Linked DNA regions of Homo sapiens: region 1 is linked to region 2. A link is an interaction called in ENCODE POLR2A ChIA-PET data of the cell type or tissue named here. Cell type or tissue: HepG2. All regions are shown on one strand.

Evidence for each region. Peaks named below come from ENCODE experiments on the same cell type or tissue, not always from the same donor. Only the 100,000 strongest peaks of a DNase experiment are listed, where the experiment ranks them.
Region 1: POLR2A ChIA-PET joins it to region 2 with 6 read pairs; 3 of 35 experiments call an interaction of 5 or more read pairs at or near these places.

What each region holds. Positions count from the first base shown.
Region 1 is chr6:131,785,030-131,789,029 of GRCh38, reverse strand. No RefSeq gene overlaps it. Among named protein-coding and RNA genes, the nearest start is that of MIR548H5, 5.1 kb to the left of the region's middle. In HepG2, a CTCF peak has its summit at 430; DNase peaks (open chromatin) are centred at 439 and 1,709.
Region 2 is chr6:131,842,798-131,846,797 of GRCh38, reverse strand. All of the region lies in intron 1 of ENPP1 (ectonucleotide pyrophosphatase/phosphodiesterase 1), which reads right to left. Among named protein-coding and RNA genes, the nearest start is that of ENPP1, 37 kb to the right of the region's middle. In HepG2, no CTCF peak of the experiment used is centred here; a DNase peak (open chromatin) is centred at 2,397; H3K4me3 peaks cover 2,774 bases.

The DNA.
Region 1 (4,000 bases), 58 kb after region 2:
AGTTATACATTTGAAAGGAGATTGGAAAAGAAAGCAAGACACAGAATGATTTTGAGGAAGGAAATCAGTAAAGATATTTTTTGTTTTGATTTAACTTCAGTTCTGAGATACTGTAAGTAGCAAGTATTCTATTGAGGGCTGTAATAGGGAAATGAATGTCTTTTGTTTTTTCTCCTCAAACATAAAAAGTTGAACTTGTGTAGACATTTCATAGGAATAAGTTCTGTGCAAATGGAAAAAGTGAAATATAAAGATGCATTTTGATTATTTTTACACTTTCTTCAGAATAGAGATATTTGAATCTTGTGAATCACAAACTGTAAAAGGCAGCAAGTTTTTATTTTAGTAAATTATTATGTATCTTTGAAAACGGGGATGGAAACTCTGTAGGTCACAATGTGAGGCTGTTATCAGTCTGTCCACAAGGAAGCAGTAAGCTCCTCAGCTCAGAGTTAAGGCTGCCACAAGAGATGAATGGGCAGCTCAGCTCTCCAGCAGTTGCTGTATTATAAACACAGTGAAATAATCACAGAGACAAAAAGGACTTTAAGGATTCACTCAAGTATGCTCTTTGGCAGTAAGCTGTGACTAGGGCCCACTGGGAAACAGCTGCTGATGACAGCCCAGTCTGGCAGCCCCTGCGAGAGGTGGAGTTGCTTTTGCGGAGCAAATTTGGGCTTCAAGCTAATCATGATTCAAGCGGGCATTGAAAAAAACAATCACAGGTGCCTCATAGAGAGCCTTGTTGCCATGCGACTCTATTATGTCAAGAAAATAAATAATGATAAATAATAAGATCATACCAGCTGCCACTTATTGGACATTTAAAATATGCTAGGCACTGAGCTATGTGATTGCAGATTGTCTCCACTTGGGACTACTTCACTTGGGCTGACAAAACAGAACCACCTAGAGAGCTGTGCCTCCATCAGTCCTCTGCCTGAGGCAGGGATCACCATCTCTTTTCATGAGAAACCTAAAAGGTTTCCAGTCCTTTCGTTACAGTCCATTTTACCAATGAACTACATTTTAAACCAATGCCCTTTGTATAGAGTTGGATATGAGGTTGTTTCCAATCTTGTAACTCCTAAGAATGTTACAGAGAATATCTTTGCACATACCGTATTTCCCAGTGTGACTACATCTGTAGGATTCACACTTACAAGTGAAAATGCTGGGTCACTTTTTTAAGTCTCTAAAGATCCTTGCAAATAGTCCTCTACGTAGGGTGAATGGATTTACTCTCCCACAAGCAATGCATGACAGATCCTGTCCCACCCCCACAACTTCTCAATATATAGTGATGACAATAATAGCAGCCACATGTTGGTATCTACTACTTTCTAGGCGCTATTCTAAATGATTTATATACATTAAGTCACTTAATCCTCACAGAACTCTAAGAGATAAGTACTATTATTTCATTACCACTTTATAGATGAGGAAACTGAGGCAAATAGAGATTAATACATTTGCCCAAGGTGACACAACTAGTCACGCAGGCAGGCTTTTAATTTAGGGTTCGTGCTTTTAAATCTATGGTTATACTGCTCAAGTTTTATTTTTGCAATCTGATGGATGAAAAGAGGGTACCTCATTGAAGGGTCTATTTGTATTTCTCAGATAATAAGATTGACATTCTTTATGTAATGATTTGCTCTGCCCCCTTCTGGGAATTGGCCATTCCTTTTTGTTTGTTCATTTTTCTACCAGGCTCCTGGGCTTTTACTTATTGACTCATCATACAGTCAAGGCCTTTTGATTTTACTCATGACTTTTGCTCCTAAGTGTTTATTTTTTCTATGCAATATTTTGTTTTTATGTAGTCACATTTATTGATCTTTTCTGGTTTCAGGTTTTTATGTCATACTTAAAATTCTTTCTTCTAAGTTGTTTGTCATTTTTAATTCTAGATATGGGTTTTATTTTACAAACAGCTACCTATTTTTTCTAAAACCATCTGTTGAATATCTTTTTCCTACCTGTTCCAGTCATCACAGCTGCATAACAAACCACCCCAAAATTAGTGGCATAACTGAAAAACCATTAGATAGTCGCATGCCACATAATGGTGTTTTGGTGGATGATGGACCACATATCCAACAGTTGTCCTAGAAGATTATAATGCCCTGTTTTCACTGTACATTTTCTAAGTTTGGATACTCAAATATTTGCCATTATGTTACAGTTGCCTACAGTATTCTGTACACTAACATGCTGTATAGGTTTGTACACACCTAGGTGTGTAATAGGTTGTGCCATCTAGATTTGTGTAAGTACACTCTATGATGTTCGCACAACAATGAAATCACCTAAAGACCCATTTCTCTGAATATCCCCATCATTAAGCAGCACATGATTGTATTATGCTCACAAGTTCTGTGGGTCAGGAATTTAGAAGTGTCACAGCAGGTAAGGCTGTCTCTACTCCACGATATCTGGAGTCCTCAGCTGGGAATACTTGAGGGCTGGGGTGATGGGGATGGAATTATCTGAAGACTTTCTCACTCATTGGTTGATACAGGCTATTACCTAAGACCTGAGCTGGGGCTATCAGCCACAATGCTTATTTGTGGTCTCTCTATGTGTCTGCTTGGGCTTCCTCAAAACATGGTGCCTGGGTTCACTTCCTCCCAAGAGTCAAGTGATAGGTACCACATTTAGACCTAGCCTCTAAAGTCACATAGTGTCACCTCCACATTTGTCACAAAGCCCATGCAAAGTCAAGAAAATGAAACACAAAGTTAACTTGTAGGAGTGAGAAGTGTCAAAATCAGATCATACAAAGAAAATTGCAAGCATCTTTGGAAAATATTATATATTTCTTTTATCATGTACTGAATTGTATTTGTGCTGAAGACTATTTTGAGGTTCTCTACTGACATATTTACATAACTGAACCACATTGTTTAATTATTACAGCCTTGTAACATATTTAATGTATGCTACATCTACTCTTCCTTCATTATAATTCTTTTCCCGAAGTGTTTCTAGCAAGTTTTACCTTTTCGTTTTTCCTTATGAACTTAGAATAAACTGACATAATTAAAATATCATGTTAGTATTTTGATTTGGATCACCTTAAATACATAAATTAACAAAAATAATTTTTATCTTTTTGATTTATCACCTTTGGAATATGGTAAGAAACAAACTCATTATTCTGAGAATTGATACATAAATGGAATAAATAAAGCATTTATCTTATTCTTCCTATTTGAATAGTACCTCAGGATAACCAAATAATTGATGAGAGACTATTATTCTTTGTATCAAAATTCAGCTAATAAATAACAAAAGAGTGATAGAATTGGAATACCATCTGTTTACAACCCCTAATGCAATAACAGATCTGGGCAATGATCATCTGTGACTGTTGAAACCGTTAGGTGAAAGCCTGATATGTGACATTAAAATGGATGTAGACCAAGCTGTTAAGAGCTTTGTTGACTATTCCTTTTTCATACTCCTGAAATCCTTGGGTTATATCGTCCTTTCCTTCTTTCCTGATTATTCTCTTGTGTTCTTCTGATCACCGCCGATTATTAACAGATATCACTTATATCTTGCCCACAGAATTTCTTCATACTCTAACTCCTACCATGATCATGGGCAATGCTAATGTTCATGGTCATGATGTTCCTTTACCTGCTAAATCTGAGAATCTTTCTGCTCACTCTTCTCAGCAGGTCACGGCTCCACTCTGGATCTAATATCCACCTGGAACTGCCTACCCTCTGAAAATATAAACTTCAATACTCTAGTTTCTGACCAGAGCCACTTATTCTTTCAGCCAACCTGCATTTCCACTACTCCTGTTCTTTAACATGATCTTGAATTCTTTTCTTTTATCCCAGTCTATCACATCCAACATCCATCATGTCTCTTTTTTTTTAAGAGACAGGGATCTCCCTATGTTGCCCAGGCTGGCCTCAAACTCCTGGCTCAACTGATCCTTCTGCCTCAGCCTCCCATGTAGCTGGGACAGGCATTCACTGCC
Region 2 (4,000 bases):
ACAAAGTTTCCTTGAAAGCTCCCTGGAATGTCAGATTACAGGGCACCTCAATAAAATATTAATTGAGTACCAATGATGCGCAAAGACTGTTATACACTGAAGGAAAAAATAAGAGATAGCTCAAGGGGTTTCTACTTGGGTAGGAGAAGTTAAAAACAGCACATCAGTGGCCCATATTTGGTAGGCCCTACAAACCGCCTGCAAAGTTCTACAGTTGTTTAAAGAAGGAGAAAGGTTGGGGTGGTTAGGGAGAGGGAGATCAGAAAGAGTTTCCTAGAGCAAGCTTTTGGCATGGCTCTGAATGGGGGGGAAATGATGGCGTGATGTTGCCAGGTGGAACTGGAGGAAGGAAAGAGAGGACAGAACACAGCAAACTTCTAGGAGAAAGGGCAGCATAAAGAAGGGTTCCACGAAGGCAGGCACATGGAAGGTGGCAGATAAATAATGAACAGCCTATCTTAGCTGAAACCAAGAAAATGCAAACGGGAATGGACAATGGGTGGAGGTATGGAAAGATGGTGTAGTATTTCCGGAAAGCTAAGGTGAAGAGATAATAGAGACAGGAGGAATGGGTGAATAGGACCAAGTAGATGGTTGGTGGAGGCTTTTATAAGAATTCATTCCTTCAGATGAAGAGTATTGAGTACGGACTATGTACTGGACATTCAGTAATAAAACAGACATGACCTCTGCTCTCGAGGTGCCTACTGTCAAGTGACTGCAAAGACTTAAGAGGAAGTGAATGGTAAGGAAAGTGAGGCAGCAGGTCTTACTTACTTCAAAATAAAATGGATAAAAGAAAGGAAGAGTTTTTGCAAAGAAAGCAAAAGGTTAGCCTTCTTTAAGGATGCAAAAACATGTGTTTTTCTTTGTGTGTGTGTGTATATTCCTTAAAATAAGGAGGTATCAGAGGAAGAGCTTGAGCAAGTCAACAAGGGCAAATAAGCAGAACAAGGTATCAGAAGAGAATAGTAATGGATTCTCCTAAACTTCTGATGGTGGTGTAAACTGACACAACTATATGGAAAGATAATCTCTAAAAATATCTATCAAAAACATCACAAACGGCCAGGCACTTTGAGAGGCTGAGGTGGGGGGATCACTTCAGGCCAGGAGTTTGAGACCAGCCTGGTCAACATGGTGAAACCCCATCTCTACTAAAAATACAAAAAATTAGCCCAGCATGGTGATGCACGCCTATAATCCCTGCTGCTCGGGGGCGCTTAGACAGGAGAATCGCTTGAACCCGGGAGGCGGAGGTTGCAGTGAGCACAGATCGCACCACTGCACTCCAGCCTGGGCGACAGAGCAAGATGCTCAAAAAAAATTAAAAAAAAAAAAAAAAACAAGCCAAAACAACAACAAAAACTGTTTTACTGTCAATTATAAATGTATAAGAAAATAAAACATAGTAAAACATCTATATTTAGTGTATTATAATTTAAAACATTAAAAACATGAAGAATTGGCCAGGCACGGTGGCTCATGCCTATAATCCCAGCACGCTGGGAGGCCAAGGCAGGTGGATCACGAGGTCAGGAGTTAAAGACCAGCCTGGCCAAGATGGTGAAACCCCGTCTCTACCAAAAATACAAAAATTAGCCAGGTGCAGTGGTAGGCTCCTGTAATCCCAGCTACTTGGGAGGCTGAGGCAGAGGTTGCAGTGAGCCAAGATCGCACCACTGCACTCCAGCCTGGGCGACACAGTGAAACTCTGTCTCAAGGAAAAAAAAAAAAAAAAAAAAAAAAAAAAACCATGAAGAATTGAAATTGTATTTATCTGTAAACTTATCTAGAATAGTCCAAACAGTACTTACCTTCTTCTCATCTATCACATAACTCACAATACAGAGTGAGAATATTTTCTGTGCCTTGGAGAATTGTCATATTCCATATTCCTTTCTAAGTTTAGATCAGTTTCCAATGTTTTCACATAAGCTTTGCACCTTCAACATTATGAAATGTCTCCAAGAGGAAGTTTTGTGGCAGTGTCACTCCCTCTGGGATATCTTCATTCTTTTTCTCACAACCACTCTCCTCATTTATGTCAAAAAATTCAGCTTCACTAGACTCCTCTGGCTTCATATCTGGAGTCTATTGCACCATGGCAGTGTTAGCATTCCCACGGTTAGCTGTTTCTTCCATAACTCCATTTACTTTGACTTCAATTTCACTTCCAGCATTATTACCTCCTTTCTTTTCTTTACTTTCATTCTTCATCAGTTCATTCACTTTTTCAATTATCCACTTTTTGAAAACGTCATATAGGTTTACCTCTGAGAGGCAAAGCAACAACACAACTACATGCTTTTGCTGTCTGTGCATGAACTGACTAAAAGATGCCTATGGGCTAATCACTGGCAGATTTTGAAAGAAATGATGCAATTGGTCACTGACCATAACTTGCACTTGCTATTTGCACAGTGATTTGTGGACTGATGAGCTAGCAGCAAAGTTTGTACTTTACGCAATTACTCACAGTTAATATATCTTGGTAAATGAAATTTGAACTATGTTGTTGGGAGCTGGTTTTATTTAATTAAACTGTGGTAACTGAAATTTGTGCATGTCAGAGAATCATGCAAAGCTAGTACTAACTGTACTCTCACAAGTGGCCAAAATAGTTGTCCAAGGTGTTTATTTCAAAACTGTATTCATAAAACAAATGAACAAAAAAACTAGGAACAACCTAAGCTCATTTTAAGGAAGCTGGTTGAACAAGTCATATTTTACTTATACAATAAAATACTCTCAGAGGGTTAGGCTCAGAGATAGGCATGTCAGAAGGCTGAGAGGAAGATATACACACACACACAAAAACACCACATACACACACAAAACAAACTAAGGTATAGCAACAGGAAGCTAGAAACAGCTGATGAGGAACCTCTTCAATCTTCTTGGCCAAGTAAGAAGCATCTGGGTGGGAGTGTGGAAGGAATAGAGAGGGCTTAGGGCATCCCATGTGAAAGATGGCAACAAACCAGTGGCGACAACAAAGACTGTCAACGAGGGAAGAGTAAAAAGACCCTCCAGCTCTGGGAGCCCAGCTTAATCTGAAATCATGGAATATAACAAACTTGAATGGCCTGAAATTCTAAGAGTGGAAGTGGGAAAATGGGGGAAAAAAAAAAAAAAGACGACATGCCCTGGGAGAGGGAAAGGTGGGGAAAACAGAATACAAAAGGGGATAAGAGAATTAAGGCATGGGTGGAATGGCTGAAAGGGGCAGGACAAATTGGATATGAGTATATGAGTAGAAGAACTAGATGGACAGGAAAACTACTATGGAAAGACTAGGTGGTAAGCAAGCATTTAAATGGTAACCATTGGTTTAAAATACACATGGTTTATATATAGCTCTTTATCCTCTTGTTAAGTAGCTGAAGACACATGCTGACTTTTAAAAATCACCTCTTCATTATTAAAAAGAAGTTCTTGATTTACCTTTTATAAGATGAGGCATAGCATAGAACTGAAACAAAAGTATGACAATAGAAATGATCATTTCTCATTGACAGTCACATCCATAAAAGATGAAATTTAGAATATCTACTACTTTGTTACAAAACACCTAATCAGAATGATTTTTAGTAGGAAATTCCCCTTCAATAATTTTCAGAGCTGTGAAACCTAATTTAGTTTGAATTTTCCTGTCAAAGCAGTTTAACTCATCAATATCATAATCTACCATCCATTTTAATCTCCATAACAATTTAGGTATTTTTCAAATTTTAATATTTTCTAAGAAACCATAGAAATACATCTTATCTTAGAAAACAAGAAACTGGGAGACAGAAAGTAAAAGCAAAGTTTTTGGAATATTTGGAGTTTCCTGCTTCTTTAGTTAACTAAATCATTAGTTCTTAGACATTTAGTGAGTCAAAAGAAATACTAAAAAAAAAATTTTTTTCCCTCACCAATTCCCTCAAATACAATGGCATTAATATCATGTGTATTATTCTTTCTGTATCAGGCATTCATTGAAATACGAGTGTCC